Linked DNA regions of Mus musculus: region 2 is linked to region 1. Evidence: chromatin loops called from intact Hi-C (ENCODE). Cell type or tissue: left cerebral cortex. All regions are shown on one strand.

The links. A loop is a pair of places that touch in the nucleus more often than their neighbours do. Peaks named below come from ENCODE experiments on the same cell type or tissue, not always from the same donor. Only the 100,000 strongest peaks of a DNase experiment are listed, where the experiment ranks them.
Region 2: it touches region 1 in a loop (2.0-fold over the local background); 2 of 42 quality-filtered maps call a loop at or near these places.

Annotation. Positions count from the first base shown.
Region 1 is chr3:51,881,993-51,889,992 of GRCm38, forward strand. All of the region lies in intron 1 of Maml3 (mastermind like transcriptional coactivator 3), which reads right to left. Among named protein-coding and RNA genes, the nearest start is that of Gm46803, 180 kb to the left of the region's middle. In left cerebral cortex, no CTCF peak of the experiment used is centred here; DNase peaks (open chromatin) are centred at 127, 3,703, 4,103, 6,508 and 2 more places; H3K27ac peaks cover 1,636 bases.
Region 2 is chr3:51,785,074-51,793,073 of GRCm38, forward strand. All of the region lies in intron 2 of Maml3 (mastermind like transcriptional coactivator 3), which reads right to left. Among named protein-coding and RNA genes, the nearest start is that of Gm46803, 81 kb to the left of the region's middle. RefSeq lists an enhancer at 2,779-6,796. In left cerebral cortex, a CTCF peak has its summit at 3,054 (motif pointing left); DNase peaks (open chromatin) are centred at 3,844 and 4,065; H3K4me3 peaks cover 740 bases; H3K27ac peaks cover 1,315 bases.

The DNA.
Region 1 (8,000 bases):
TCCCATGGTAGGCCTCGCCACTTGAGAGTGAAAGGCATTGTTCATTCCCCAATGACAGCATGGCTCTTAAGCAAGAGAGGAAGCAAAGGAAGTTGTCCCTCAGAACAGTGCTCCCTCCAAGGGCACAGGAGGAAGTGCTCTCCTCCGCAAGTGGATTTCCTGTCAGGCCAGACAGTCTTCTGCGGTGCTCACAACCCAGCTCTGCAGCTGTTTTTGCAGAGGTCCAACTGCACGTCGTCACGAGTTCAGCTAATCCAACTCCAAAGAGAACGACATGGCGCATAGCAAGCCACCTGTGCAAGTGATGACAGATCACTCAGACAAGCACTTTCCAGGAACGCTGCAGAGCCACCGACAGAATCACACACTTCCCAGGAACCCCCAACCTGCTCACGAGCATCTGGACAGCTGTGAGCTCTCTAGTTCACCTTAGCCCCAACCCTTAAAGTCAGAGAAGACCGCCAGCAACTCACTGCTGTCATGGCAAAACTTCACACTACGATGCCCCTGCCTCACACTCCCTGTCACATTCACTTGTTGACATATTTAAATTTCACGTGCCCCTTTTCATGGTTTGGAAGGCTCGCACATAGATGTACGTGTGTGTGTGTGTGTGTGTGTGTGTGTGTGTGTGTGTAGTACATATGGAGGCTAGGGGACAACCTCCGTGCTGCCCCTCAGGCACCTTCTACTTCACTTTCTGAGACAGGGTCCCTGTTGGTCCCCAGTGGGCTCCACTGTCTAGCACACCCCAGGCATCTGCTTGTCTCAGCGTTCTCAGTGTTGGGATTACAAACGTGTACCGTCATGCCTTGCTTTTCTGTGTGGATTCCAGAGACACTGAACTCAGGTCCTCATGCTTTCGAGTCAAACACCTTAGGAACTGAGCATCCTTCCCCAGCCTGAGGTTTGGATCTCAAATGTCTCCCAAAGGCACGGGTGCTGAAGGCTTGGCGAGCCTGCCTGTGGCACAACTGGAACTTAAGGATGTGGGGCTTTAATGGGAGCAAGTGAAGTCACTGCGATGTTGATTCTCTGGTCTTCCCCTCCCCATTCTGTTTCTCATACAATGAGCAGACAGCCCCAGCACGCACTCCACCACCGTGCTTCACTAAGCCATCACCAACTCAAAACCTCAGGCCCAGAGAACCTTGGACGGAGACCTTCATAATAGTGATCCAAGACAAAGTTTTCTCCTTCTAGGGGACTTTACTAAGGCATGCCGCCATCATGAAAGCTGTGGACTAACACACCTCCACAGTGAAGCTGGGCAATGTGACCAGTGTCTGTAGAGGCTCGCTGAGGTCACAGAAGCAAATGACCCACTGATAGAGCCTAAAGACTCCGTCACTTTCCTGTAGTAGTTTGATTGTAACTGCAGGATTTCGACAGTGTTCCTACCCACCCTGTGGGTGTTCTGCCACTGACACAGAGATATACAGACATAAGGCTCTGAATGACAGAATCAGGATTACAGAATATTGGCACAGCTGACTTCTTAAAATGAAGGCTTACAAAAAATGGATTTTAGGAACTCTGGAGACCCTGAGAAGTTGTATGTAGAGTTTTGTGGGAGGCTTAGAAAGATGGCTTGGTGTTTAATAAGAGTTTTGTGATCTTGTTTTGTTTCGCTTTTTTTTTTTCAGAAAGAAGTCCAAAGCTTTTTATCAGATTCTTAGTATGACTGCCGGATCTCCAAAAGTTTCAAAACCAGACTCCTACAAGTTACTTAATAAGATTTGCTAGGTACAACTGTAAAGTTTTGTGTTTTGTGTCAAGAAAACTGTCTCTCGAGTACCTTTGGTTTCAGTCATGTCTAATCTCCTTTAACTCTGGGCTGCACTCATGAATATTAATGAATGTAAGGTCTCCAATCCAGGGAGATGCAGGCATGTTCTGCTGCAGTGGCCTCTGGGAGGCCGAGCATCAGGTGCCACGGAAAGCCACCCAGGAAACAGGTCACATGGGAGAGTCCGGGATATTTAAACAGAGAGTGAGAATAGTGAGAGGGCAGGAAGGGCATGGCTCGCCCTTATATAGCTGGTGATCCCCTGGTACGAAAAGAACTCAGTTTACCCCGTGTAGGTCTAGACGTGAAACTAAGATCATGGTTCCTTGTAACAGGGAAAAGACCCCATCCTCCATCTATGGAGGAGCTGGCGGAAAAAGCGATTAGGGAGATCCAGCTGCCTCCAGAGGCTAATGAGCTTCCTGTCTCTTGAACTTTCCCTAACCAGGCTGCATGTTCATCTGCCAGGGATTTGTAAAGGTATTTTTTTTATTGGGTGGAAGTTAGGAGAAAATGACCTCTTCTAATGCTATGAGCCTTCTATTAAGGTTTCCTGTGTCTCGTTAGCATTTCTTAGTCAAAGGCTCATACATTATTTTCCATTTGTGGAACAGACACTCAAGGCAAATCACTCGAAAACGAGAAAAGTGACTCTAAGTTTTGAGCTTTACACATTTTGTTAAAGCCAGGTGTACCTGGGCGTGGCCAGTGCATGTGCCTCACACCTGTCACTCTTACGAGTTTCTAAGGTTTTATCAGAGGTGGCCCCACCCTCCTACATACCTCAGTTCAGTTAATGTATGGGCCACTTCGATTCCCACCTTACCCTCTCCAGTCTATCCTCTGCAAGTCATCTCAGCACTAGGGAAGCAGAGGCAGGGGGATCTCTGTGAGTACAAGACCAGGCTGGTCTAGATAGTGAGTTCCAGGCCAGCCAGGGCTACACAGAAAGACCTGTCTCCAAAAAAACAAACAAACAAGCAAAAACAAAAACAAAAAACCCAAATAGCCAAAACAAAAAAAAGAAAAAAAAATTCAGGTCACGCTTTTCCGTCTAAATTTCTACAGATTTTCACATTCATCAAAGTTAAATTTGTCACATGGCTTAGGAGATGCTGGTTGGCTTTACACATTTTGGCCCCACCCTCTCCTGTAGCAAAGCTCTCTTACAATTATGACCTATGCTAACTCTGCAGTTCCCTGCCTGTACAGAGGGGCAGACTCCCAGGATTGAGGTTGTCCTGGCCACTCTGCCTCCCTGCCATCTCTTTCTCTCACTTTCATCTGTTTGATCTTCATGGTGCCCCTTGTCATGATGTATAATCCCCTCGCCTGTCACTCCTCCCCTTGGGCCACCTTCTTCTCCACAGGAGTGTAGACTCGGTGGTAGTGACCTTGCCTGGTTACTTCTTAGACGGCCGAATCTCAGCCAACCCCTGAGTGGTTTCCAGGATGGACTGGAGAAACAAAGGGTACAATGAATGAGCAGTCTCCTGGACAAGTCTGTTCCCGGGGAAGCTGTGTATAGCCCCAAACATGTTCTTCTCCTGGGTCTTAAACATGAATATGTATTCAGTCTTCCTCCTTTTGGAAGTGCTATACAGATCACAAGCCCAAGAATTTTGGAATGACCCTCAAGAAGCTCCTTCACAAAACTGAAATCCTAAGATTAGAGAGAATTCTTTCAGTGAAGAGAGAGAGACACTGCCCGAAGCCACAGTTTCCTCCCCTGCACCCTGGGGTAAAATCCCCCAAGGGTCCCTAAGACAATCTCCCCGTCCCCACCACTGCTGAAGGCTCTCAAAAAAAAAACATTCTGGGAGCAAGGAACAAGAGATTCTGAGATGGGTGACTGAGGAGGTGGGAGAGACTCCTTCTCTGGAGTTCTTTAAAAATAGAGCAGCCATCTGGGATGGTTTAGATACGGCCTCTCTGAAAGGCGGGGGATTGGAGGGGGATGGAAGATCTAAGGCCCATCTCATCTTGGATTTTCTGATATTTCATTTTCAAGTTTTACTCATGGCAAGAGCCTGAAAAGAGCTAGAAATTCACTTTTTTTTTCTTTTCAACCAATCACTACATCCCATTTTGCTTCCAACGGCAATTCTGCTGTCTCAGTAGCCCCCGTGCTTCAGAGGGGCGATTTGGATGTTATGGCCTTTTGTGTTCCATAGGAAGTTTGGGTGAAACTTGACTTCCATTCTCCCTTTCAGAGGAAGCTACTATGGGAGGTGTGTTTAGATGTTGGGAAATGATTGCTGGGGACGTGCAAATCCAGGCTTGGGTCCTGGCCATGCCACTGGAAAGGACAGAGCAGGAGGAAGCAATGGCTGGAGGAACTTGGCCAGGCTCCTGTGGGCTGTGGTGCAGTCCACACTGGGACCTGCTGCAAGAGCTTAAGCCTTGGAAGCCTCGTTTGCTGTAACTATTGCTTCTCCATTTTGTTAGCTTGATGGAATTAAGCTCAATAAAGCCGACGTGTGTAAACAACAGAGAGTGTGCTTTTCTGACAGGAAGCCATTTTCTGATTCTCCTCTTGTTATTCTTGCTTTTTGCATCAAAGCCTCAAGGTCAAAAGAATAATGGATTTTAAGACCTAGAAGGTCACATTTTACTATTTTTTACCATAGAGGCCACACTGGAAGAAAAAAAAAAGAGCCTTGTTAAATTTGTTCCTCAGCAGTATTTGCATGCCATGACTATTTTTTTTTAAACTCAAATAAACTTGATTGTGATTATCAAATACATTAATTTTAAAATGCTCATTGCAAGAACTCCTGTACCTAACAGACTAATGCCCAATCTGAGGCAAGTTGTTTATCCTTAAAGAACACAAACAGCTTCTAATGATGACATTAAGTCAGTTAAGAGTGTCCACTGCTTTGGGGGAGGGCAAGACCTCAGTTTCCAGAACTCATGTCAGGTGGCTCACCACTGCCAGCTCCCGGGGCTGTGACACCCTCTTCTGATCTCTAAGGGCATCTATGCTCATTTGTCCATACACATTCATACAGTCTCACACGTAACATAAGTAATGAAAATAAATCTTTAAAAATATTGCCTTTAAGTCAGATCAAAGGGTCTTCACAAATCAGATTTGGAAATTGATCTTATCTTGTCACATGATTTCAGTCACACACCTATAGCCTTTCCTTCCCTGATTGGTCCTAGGACAAGGGCTGAGTGTCTATGCATTTGGTCTTCAGGGTCTGTGAGCACTGTTACTTCTAGAACTTCAGTATCCGAGGGTCAAAGGCAGAGTACGGATTCCCTGAGGTGGTTATTTTCTTTGTTTTGTTCCTTTTGCTTTTCTTTTCTTTCTCTTTCTTTCTCTTCTTTTTCCTCTTCTTCCTCTTCCTTCTCCTTCTTCTTCCCTGTTATCTGACATAAGTTGGGATCACCTGGGAGTAGGGGATCCTCAACTAAGAAAATGCCTCTATCAGATTGGCTTGTAGGCAGGCAAGCCTATGGGGTACTTTCTTGATTAATAGTGGATGTGGGAAAGGCCAGCCCACTGTCAGTGGTGCCATCCCTGGACAGGTTTTATTAGAAGCAGACAGAGCAAGCCACTAAGCAGAGCTCCTCTATGGCCTCTGATTCAGTCCCTTCTTGCTTCCAGGTTCCTGCCTTGAGTTCCTGCCCTGTCTTCCCTTCACGCTGGGCTGGAAGTTGTGAGATTCCCTAAATAACACCTTCCTTCCTGAGCAAGCCAGGACACTCCAGACCTTACCCCTAGGCTAGACCTCAGTGGGTAGAGCACTTGCTCAACGTGTATGAGGCTCCATGTTCCTTCCCTAGCACTGCATAAAGCAGGAATGGAATCCCAGAACTCAGGAGTTAAAGGCATGGGATCCTAGGATAGACAGTGAGTTCCAGCCTACTCTGGTATATTTGAAACTCCATCTCAAGAAAAGAAAGAAAAAAATAAAAGAAAGGAAATACTCTCAAAAACAAAAAGCAGAAATGAATAGTCTGAAAGAATATTAATAAAATGACTTTAAGGTGTTTCCCTACAATAATCTACAGGCCAATTGTTACACTTTGGCACACCTTGTTACAGAATTGCCTCTTGTTGAGGGAGGGAGGGTACAGATGCATCCAAGAAGACAGAAACAGCTGACCCTTTAACAGCAAAATTAAAGGTCTGCAGGGACCTTGCTGTCTGAGGTGCATGGCTCCAACTTCCCATCTCTAAGGCTCCAACCCCAGAGCTGGCATCCTGGAGTATACCGATGAACGATAAATGCTGTGCAGGAATTAAGCTTGGGCTAGGGCATGGCCACAGAGCTACCATGAGGGTGGAGTACTTAACCCTCATCGAGACTGGGCTGATTTGGGCTCAGTTAGGCTGCAGTTGGAAACAGGCAAGGCAGACCGTCTGTCTGCTCTAGAATCTTCTCTGTGCTCTACTTACTCAACTGAGGCACCTGAGAACACAGTTCCCCAACTTTCTCTGGCTGGACCCTGCTGCCCTCTCTTCTCCTTTTGATCCAGTTTACCCCTCATTTTCTTCCCGACCCTTAGAAGTTCAGAGCCCTTTCCCCATTTCTCACACTGCTCCCCTCAAGTCCTAACCCCTCCCCCACCTCCAGGCTTCAGGATGGCCCCGGTGGATGCTGCAATGCCGGGTTTCCCAGCCTCTGGCTTGCTCGGATCCCCTCCCCCTTCTGGCTGGCACACAGAAGCTGGCCACTTTGTGTATTTACAAACCACAGTTTTCTGTCTGCCTCCCTCCCTCAAGCAGCTTGCTATTGCTCCTGTGCGGTTTTCCTCACAGCCTTCCCTCACAAATTCAACACCACCACTCCCTTGGTGCAAAACAAGCGGGGGGGGGGGGGGGGGCTTGCTGGGGCTTGCAAAAAGGAGGGGGGGGCGCGCTTTCCTCCAGTCCGTTCTTTGCCACTGCCGGTGTTCAAGCCAATCTGTGGGGAGTTGGCAATTCTAACATAATGAGATATTAATGAGTTTTGCACGTGTCCCTAGCCACAACACTTCTAGTCCCCTCCCCTTTCACCTTCCTCTTCTAGAAACCTGGGGCGAATGGGCTCCATCTCTAACACTGGGAATCCTGCGTTTCCCCTTGGAGCCCATCCTGTCAGGCTCCAAAGTGGGGCGTAGCTGCCCGGCTCACAGCTCACCTCAAGCCACCAGTATTACAGAGCACCAAATGGTCTGGCATCGCCTTGTTTCCTGGCCTAATGGATGCTTGTTTAAACACCGGAGCTGTTTGCATTGCTGCGGCTCACTGCCTGTTAAACACAGTCCTCTGAAACCCTATGCCAATCCAATAAAGGTATCAGCAGTTCGGTGTGGGGAGGCAATTACTATATAGTCCCAAGTGTGCCTTTCTAAGCTCGAGGAAGGAAAATGTGATCGAACAACTAAAAGGAAAATCTGATTCGGCTCAGCATCACGTGGAGGACACAAGGCTTAACTGCAGCCAGGTCTGTGGAGGGCAGAGGGAAATCAATGCGCGAGCAAGCGCACATCAGCAGCAGAGCACTAAGCCAGCCAGTTAGTAACACTGTCCCCCATGCTCACCAGAGGCACCCGCCTGTCCTACCCTGTAGCTCCCTTTGGCCTGCTAGCTTGCTTTGTCATCACAGGGGCTACACTAACTTAGATTTTAATGACGATCTGTCATTTTTCTGAACACCCTGCCTCTTCTCTCTCACCTTTAATTCCTTAAGCACTCACATAAAAATGGCTTTTCTTGTGCAAGATCATTACCATATCAAAGGAGTCAGAGAGGGAGTAAAAATGATAGAGGGGTAATATGCAGGCAGGCAGGAGAAGGCGAGCCTGCTCCAGAGAGGCCTGCGGGTCCCTAACCTCGAATTAATGATACCAGTCAATAAGGCAATGGATCTGTTTTCTACCTACGCTAAGTCTGAAAAATCAGGGGAATTAGGCCCCAGATTTACCTTACTTCTCACCCAAGAAGAAGTTTTAGGAAGGTGAATTCTTCCCTGTGTTATGAAGTTCTGAGCATGCCGGGAATTGGATTGCTTTCCCCTCTATTCCATTTAAAACCCTGCTCCAAAATGGCCCTCCTTTCTCTAGGAGGAGCGAGAAACAGCAGTGCCTTGTGTCTGGCAACACTGGGGAACGCTATCCACAATGCTCACTGGGGCGCCATCCATTTCCTAGGAATCTTGCCAAATCCCTGTCTGTTCCCCAAGGTTCCTGGCACAGGGGACAGAGCCAGGAT
Region 2 (8,000 bases), 97 kb before region 1:
ATGGGAAGCTTCTGAAAGCCTCTGGAAGCTTCCTGAGGGGGTCTGAATGGGAAGCTTCTGGAAGCTTCCTGAGGGGGTCTGAATGGGGCAGAGTCAGCTTTCTGACAGGAACAGAGGCGGTTCACCTCCGTTCCTGTGAAGCATGGAGAGGTTCAGACTTCCTTTTTAAAGGCATTTGCAGCTTGGTGTCCTACATTCAGTTAGACTAAGTATGAATCGACCTCCCCACGTGCAAGTGCTCAAAAAACCATCTCTCCTCTCTCCTCAGCGTTAGATCAAAGACCTGTAGCTGCCCATTTCCCTCAGGCCCTGCTCCCTGCCTCTCTCTCTGGGACAGATGTGGCCTTGCAGGCTGCCCATCGTCCTTACAGATGTGAGATATGCTCATGGTCCTACTTACTGCCTGCTTTCATGGCTCCTGGTACATAGGTTAGGTCAGGCAAGGTCACATGGTGTGGGACTTACCCTGGTGCCCTGAAACCTTCCAAGACAGAGAAATGCCATTTGTCATAGGAATCTGAAGGGAACAAAGGATCTAGAGGCTCCTAATATCGTCTAGTAGGCCACATGGCTGCTCATAGCCATGATTCTATGTCTCCCTCTCCCTTCAAGACCTCATTGCACTGTCTGCAGTACAATGTTCCATCTTTTCTAAGCCCCTCCCACTCAAGGTCCAACCATGGTTGCGCACGGCAGTGACATACTCTCTCCTAATAAAGTCCTTGAAGTGTAATTTGCTGTCAGCTCCTTCCAGTGAACACGTTTTCTAAGTTATAGCAGTCAGGCAGTGATCAGAAAAGGCACTTCCCTGAAATGGGTTTCTAAACGGAGCTAGAAGAGACGGGGAATCTGCAAGCAAGGGATCCCACACAGGAGCAATGCAGCAAAGGGCTCTGCCACCGGCTCCCAGCCATCTTAGCACCTCTGCAGACGGAAGCTGAAGGGCACAGGAGTGTCCTTGAAGACAAAGAAACTCATCCTGTATCGCATGTCTGCAAATGAATGGCAAAAGGTGAAGGTTCTGTGGATGGCTTACGGCTGGGAACAGGAGGCAAAGAGTGAACAACACAGAAAACAACCAGCAATGATACAAAAGTCCTAAATTGTACCCAGTAGAAATGTTGGCAAAGTCCACTATTTGTCTCATTTACGAAAAATATTTATTTAGCTATTGAATGCACAGACTCATATGCACACTAATACAAACCTTACCTAGACATGTGATATATATATATATATATATATACATATACATATATATATACACACACATATATACATATATAATGTATAATATACATGGAGTTATAATTTCGAAGGAGGGGGAGAGGAAGCTTGCTGGAGAAGTGGAAGAGCTGAGCACAATTCCCTGCGTTCCATGCTTGAGAAACGAAGGATCAACCACGGGGATACTTTTAGAAACAGATTCACCCCAGAAGAAACAGCTGAAATACTTGAAAGCTTTGGGAAGCAGAAACAAGATAGAAAGGAGAGAGTTGTGAGGACCAACCCTTCTCATCACACTCACTTAGTAACCTCTCATATAAACGTGGTGCCTGGATAATGATACAGGCTGAATACCAAAAGACCCAAGTAGTTAGTTAGCCTTGAACCCCTACATGGGATGACGGTGACAGGATGCATCTCATTGCCTCAAGCTTCCGCTGCCCTCCTGTGAGCTTTTCCCACACGGGAGATCGGGTACCTTGATCTCTCTGAATCTGTGCCCAAGAGTCCCAGAGTGTTGGTTTGTGGCGGTGGTGCAGGTATGGCACATTGCATGAAGCTCTGTGGTTCAGGCAGTTTTGGAACAGCGGGGATAGCTGCAAAGAGGGTGTGACTCCTAAGATGTGTTAACCTACTAGGTTACTGCAGTTTCTGGGACGCACAGGGCGGCTGGGAGCTTTCCAGAGACTGCCTGACTTTTATTTGCATTGGGGTTCTGTGAACCTCCCTCCTTGGATTCTAACCCTTCAGTTAGTAAAGTGTGCAGGGCTCAAGGTGATGGGGAGACCCAGGTGAAGAGAAAGGATAACTTCTGCAGAGAGTTTCCCAGGCTACTGTCATGGCTGCACTGTAGAAAAGAAAGAGCATCATTAGAGTCTAGTCTAATGAGGTGACATTAGCTAAGCCAAGAAAAAGTCACTGCATGTAAAATACAATTATCTGGAGAAGAACGTGTAAGTACCCTTGGATACAGAACACAAAAACCAATTTTGATGAAATGAGAATAAAATTCTAGGAAAGGCAGACTGGGGAGTTAGAGGCTGCGCTTATGCTAGAAAGAAAAATAGGTCCGTTCTGTAACACAGGGTTCCCTTAGTTTCTGTAGAAGGATGGCTCATAAATTCTGGAATAGATAAGGCAACATCCCGAGGTGTTCTGTGCTTGTTAAAGGAGAGTGTGTGTGTGTGTGTGTGTGTGTGTGTGTGTGTGTGTGTGTGTGTAGGCCAGAAAGCAACCTTGGATGTTCTTCACACACTGCCTACCTGATTTCTTGAGACTGGGTCTCTCACTGGCCTGGAGCTCATAAAGTAGGCTAGGCTGGCTCATCATTGAGTCCCAGGATAGCTCCTCTTTCCCAGCACAGGTCACCCCGGCTGGCTTTTTATGTGAATAGTGAGGACCAAATAGGTCACCATGCCTGAGCACCTTACTGACTGAACTACCACCCTGGCCCATGAAAATTCTTTTAAAGATGAATTACTTTTCTTAAGTCGGGTAGATATGGCCTGAGGCACGAAAATAGCCAACTTTTTAATTTGTTTTTGGACAGATTGTTATGTGCTGGCCCTTGTTTTAAAGTCCTCACGAAATCTAGATTTTTAAAGCTTTTTCGTTAGATTTTTTTTTAATCCTCAGAACAATTCTATAAGATATATAACGTATGTTTGAGAGGTCAAACTCCATTTCACAAAACAGAAAAGTAAGACATGGAGAAATGACATGTTTGGACTGTAGAGATGGCTCAGCAGTTAGGAGTGTTTCTTTTGGAGAATTCCCAGTTTGGGTTCCCAGCACCCACACTGGGCGGCTCACAATCATTGTATATCTACTTCCAGGGGAATCTAGTGCCCTCTTCTGGTTTCTGTGGGCACCTGCACATATGTGATGCATATAAATACATTCAGGCAGACATAATCATAAAACCAAAAAAAATCTTAAAAATAGGAATTAAGTTGTCAGCTGAAGATTATAAATAGCAAGCAATATCAGGTTGGGACTCAAATCTAAGGCTTCAGAATTCCAAGCACTTAGCATATCTATGTCTATAGAATTAAAAATTTAAAAATACACATCAACATGCAGAAGTCTAGGCAGGAAAAAAAGATCCTTCATCGTTGGGGTGGTTTTTTTTTGGGGGGGGGGACCTACTACTATATTGTATTTAGTTTTTGCTTTCTGTAGATTCCAGGTCAGGCTTCCCGAATTAACTGGGAAAAGTTAAAAGTTTTAGTTCAGTGCTGAAGTTTTCTCTGAAGATTCATTTCAGAAATCAGACCCGGGTTCCTCCCTTGTCTGCAAAATTTATCTTAGACCTCAGGAGGGAAAGGCAGCTTGAGCTGTAACACAGCCACAAAGAAGATGGCAGTGAACGGCAATAAATAACACTACTGACGTGTGGGCCCAGTGCATCAGGAAAAAAAAAAAAAGAAAAAGAAAAACCACTCCTGGCTTTGAATGGCAGAAACACCACATCTGTGCGTATTCACCCTGGATCTAATGCAAGTCTTTTAAGATCCCGGGCTCTGAGACAGAGAACCGTGAGTCAGTGGGGAGGGGAGAGAGCAGAGATAAAAATAGAGATGTTGATTACATTGTTTCTAATTCAGCCCAGCCCAACCGCTCCAGCCTGTGAGTCAACAGCAGCGGTTCAAAGACACAAAAAGGAGCGGGATGCTCTGTGCCACTGAGCAGAAGGGACGCGGTCACATCAGCACCTCTCCGACTAAACAGACCCATGACACTCAGGCTGTGTGGTGTGAGTTCAAAAATGAACAAGTCGGAAGTAGCGAGGGACAAAGTGGACGCAGATCGATGGACAGCAGAGCTCTGACCCTCTAGCGGAAAAAGCTGCCTTTTGTAAGAATCCTGGGCTGTGGGGGATGGGCGACAGAGCTTGTGCTTAGAGGCCAACTTCCACTCTTCAAACACTGTATTGTTTTCTCTGGGGCATAAGGCTTACTGCCATTCCAGACTGGTCTCCATGGCAGCAGGAGAGGAGGGAGAGGAGAGGAGGAACAGATGGGGGTCACAGAGGTCTTAATTCTCATGCAGGGGTCCTCCCTGCCAGCCCCTTTCTCCTTGAGGACCTGTGACATGTTGCACCTTCTCGGGGCCCAGGAAGCGGATGGTTTTGGTTCAGTTCAACTGGCTAGATCTTGGGAGCCTACTTTGTGCTGGTCTTTTGCCTCTTCTAATTGGCAGTAGTGTCTGTTGAAAATGGCCCGCCTCTGCTTGGTTTGGAAAGCTGAAAATGAGGAAAAGGCCAAGTTTCTGTTCCCCTAAGCTTTACCTTTTCCCAGACCGGGGCTATAAGCAGCCACAATGACAGGGGGACGCTCAACTGCTTTGTCGCCCCAGACGCTAACGCTCTACCCTTGGAAGGGCTGAGGTGGTCCCTCTGTAGCCTTAGAGTTCCTGGGCGGGTCTCCCTCTTTCTAGTTCCTTGCAAGTGTATGATATTGCAGGATCCCTCTAGGGCAGACCCCAGCCATGACGTTCCTCTGACAGTCTATTCTCTCAGGGCCTATGGGCATCAATGTCACTCTGATTTTAAAAGTCAGGAACCTAGGCTCCAACCAATACATCCCTCTCCTTCAAGGTCCATTTTCCAATATCAGCAAGGCCCTTACTGTAGGCCTCCAGGGCGCGGTGTCTATTGTACTGAATTCCATTCACTTACTCCTGTCTTTCTTTCTTCTCACCCCGTTCTCTCAGCCTTCAAATTATAGGGCTAAAGTTCTTTCCAAATAATTCTCTCCGTGCCCACTCCCCTCCACCAGCTGTGTGGTCAGATGGAGGTTTCCAAAAATGCAACTACAACTGCACTAGAACAGCCTGCCTGTCAGTCTTCAGCGGCCTCTCTTCACTGTTAGCACAGCGGGTAGAATCCTGGAAATGACGTGACCCCAGACTATTTCCCAGCTTCACCCCACCTCACTTTTCCCTGCCCATGAGCTGTGTCCCTCTAAGCCCTAGGACGTCACGACACGCTTTTTCCTAGTCACCACGTTCTGTCTTAGCCCATCCCGACACCACTTTTGAGGCTTGAGTACTGGTCCCCAAACTTCAGAGTCCATCCCAATCTCCTAGCTGTCTCACTATCTTACTGCACAACATTGTGCAACACTATCTTATCGCATAATAGTGGAAGGTTGCTTTGTTGTATAATGTACACTTCTGCCACTCATGGCAACAAGGCTGGAATGGAGGAAATAAGTCCGGAATAGAACAGCATCGTGTTCACACATACCCGGAAGCTAAAGGGTTGCTCTCACAGAAACAGAGAGTAGGATAATGGTTACTTGAGCCCGGGATCAGGAGCAGGAGGGATGGGAGAGGATGCTCATGGCTCGAGGAGGGCCCTTCAGGAGGAAGTAACTTTAAACATTCTTTAGCACTGTGGTACAACAGCAACTGACAGCCGTTCCATAAAATTTCAAAATGGCTGACACAAAGGACTCTGGCTCTTCCCCAGAGAAGGAGGTGACCTTTGTCTGAAGTGACAAATATGACAGTCACCCTGAATGGATCATTATATATTATATGCATGTGTTGAAATGTCACACTGTATCCTGTATGTATGTGCAGCTACTATGTGTTAATAATAAAAAGTAAAAGCATTAAAAAGCAACATACACAAACAGAAATAGTGGCACATGCCTGTAATCACAGCATTTGGACGGCCAAAGCAGGGGGATTGCCCTGTGTTTAAGGCCAGCCCGGAATACAGAGTGAGGGTCCATCTTGAAACCCCAAGACGATAAAGTACAGAAAGAGGGACTGGAGACATGGCTTGATGGATAAAGCACTTTCCACACAAACCTGGGACCCCTAGCACCCACCAAAAAGCCATGGGGTGTGACAGCCTGTAATGACAGAGCCCCACAAGAGGAAACAAGCAATCCCTGGGGTAAGCGAACTTGCTAAACCAGCTCAGCCAGCAAGCTCTGGGTTCAGCATCCATCTCTGCCTCAGTCAATAAGGTGGAGATTGATGGATGAAGACACCTGAGGTCAACTTCTGGACTCTACATGCACCGTGTGTGTGTGTGTGTGTGTGTGTGTGTGTGTGTGTGTGTGAGCACACCCAGAACATACATACTCTTCAACCACAAGTACACAAGCACACACACGCACACACACACACACACACACACAAAGGAAATAAAAAAAGATTTCTCAGACTTAAAGGAACAAAGCTGGCCAGCCACCACTGTGGAGTCTCTGGTTTCGTGGGTCTGAGGGAACCAGTCACTTGTGATTCCTGCAGGTCCCTGTGTGATGCTCCAGCTGCTGGGCCTGAAGCAGCACTTCCAGGACTGTCACCACTGGTCTTCGGGTCTCAGAGAAGCCTTTCTAGACAGAGCCCCATCTCCGTCCACTGTTTATTCAAACTCACAGCTGTGTTGTGTGTCTTTTCTTCCCAGCACCGACTTTTTGGGGACGATCACTAAGTGTCTGCATGCTTGGTTCACTGCTGTCTGTTTCTGTGGTTACTGATATAGCCATGAAGTTAGGGGCAATCTCCATTTTCTGTCTCCAGCATTTCCTAAGTATCTGGCACACAGCGTATGATCATAAATACACATCAAGAGTAACCTCGGTGATGACGTTTTCTGTAGTCACTGAGGCTGTACCATCACTGCCTCCAGTTACACTAGAAAAAAGCCAAGCTCACCAGAATTGATTTATTTTATAGGTTCTTAGGAATAGGAAAATGATCAAATACCATTGAATATCAATAAGAGCTGGAGAAATCACTGCAAAATATTCTTTTACCCATCACGAAGCCCACTTCCTTGAGCTGGGACAATCTAATAATGTAGTGCATGGAAGGAACTTAGTTTATAGCCTAGAAAGCAGCACACACTCTAAAATGTCAGCGATCGTTATAGCTATAGCTATAGAATAGAATAGGTATTGAATAGACTTCACAATTGGGATCTTTTAGCTCCTTCTAATTTCAAAGACTCTATCTTACATAGAACTACAGGTGTGAACTGTATCAAGTTGGAACTCATGCAGTATGTTGTATATATCCAATTATAGTGCTTATTAAGTGCCTGCTGTATGAAACCATTTGGCCTGCCCATGGAAGAATAGGAATCTGTCCCAGCCTCTTCCTAGTTCACATCCCCTCTATTCCTTAGCCTTTGCTGCTCCCAGCAAACATGCTGGAGAACTTGGGGTTGGTGATACAGCGTTTGTCTGGCATGAACAAGGTTTCTGCTGTAGTTCTTAGCACTGACACAAACCAAAGTCAAACAGGTAAACAGCTAAAATGTAGGGCAAAATGAAATCGCCACCAAATGGGGGAACTTATGAACATCTGGGAAAATAATTTCTGGCTCAGTTGGCATCTGGTTGTACCAGGGCAACAGAGAGAAGTCTTGGTGGCCAAGGACAGCAGCGAGTGCTCCAGGCTATCCAGCTGGAGAGAACTTAGGGGCTGCGGCTCTGACTCCCTGCAGTGTGTGGGTCACTGAGGCAAGAGAAGAAGCTCTGTACCTTCAGTGATCACAGAAGGCAGGAGGGAGAGGAGGCAGAGAAGAACCGCAAGCAGCTTAAGTGAACCCTTGGATGTGAGACTAAGAGGAAGGTTGGACCCTCGGCAGCTTCTTCCCAACACAGAAGCGTCACAGTCTCTCATCACATTACCTGGTCAACTTTGGCTGAGGGAAGGCAGGTATGACGTCTACAGTCATTTAGATGGCTATATGGGCAAAGCTAGCGCCACATGAGGGGGATTATTTTCTTCTAACTGGCTTGTATGGA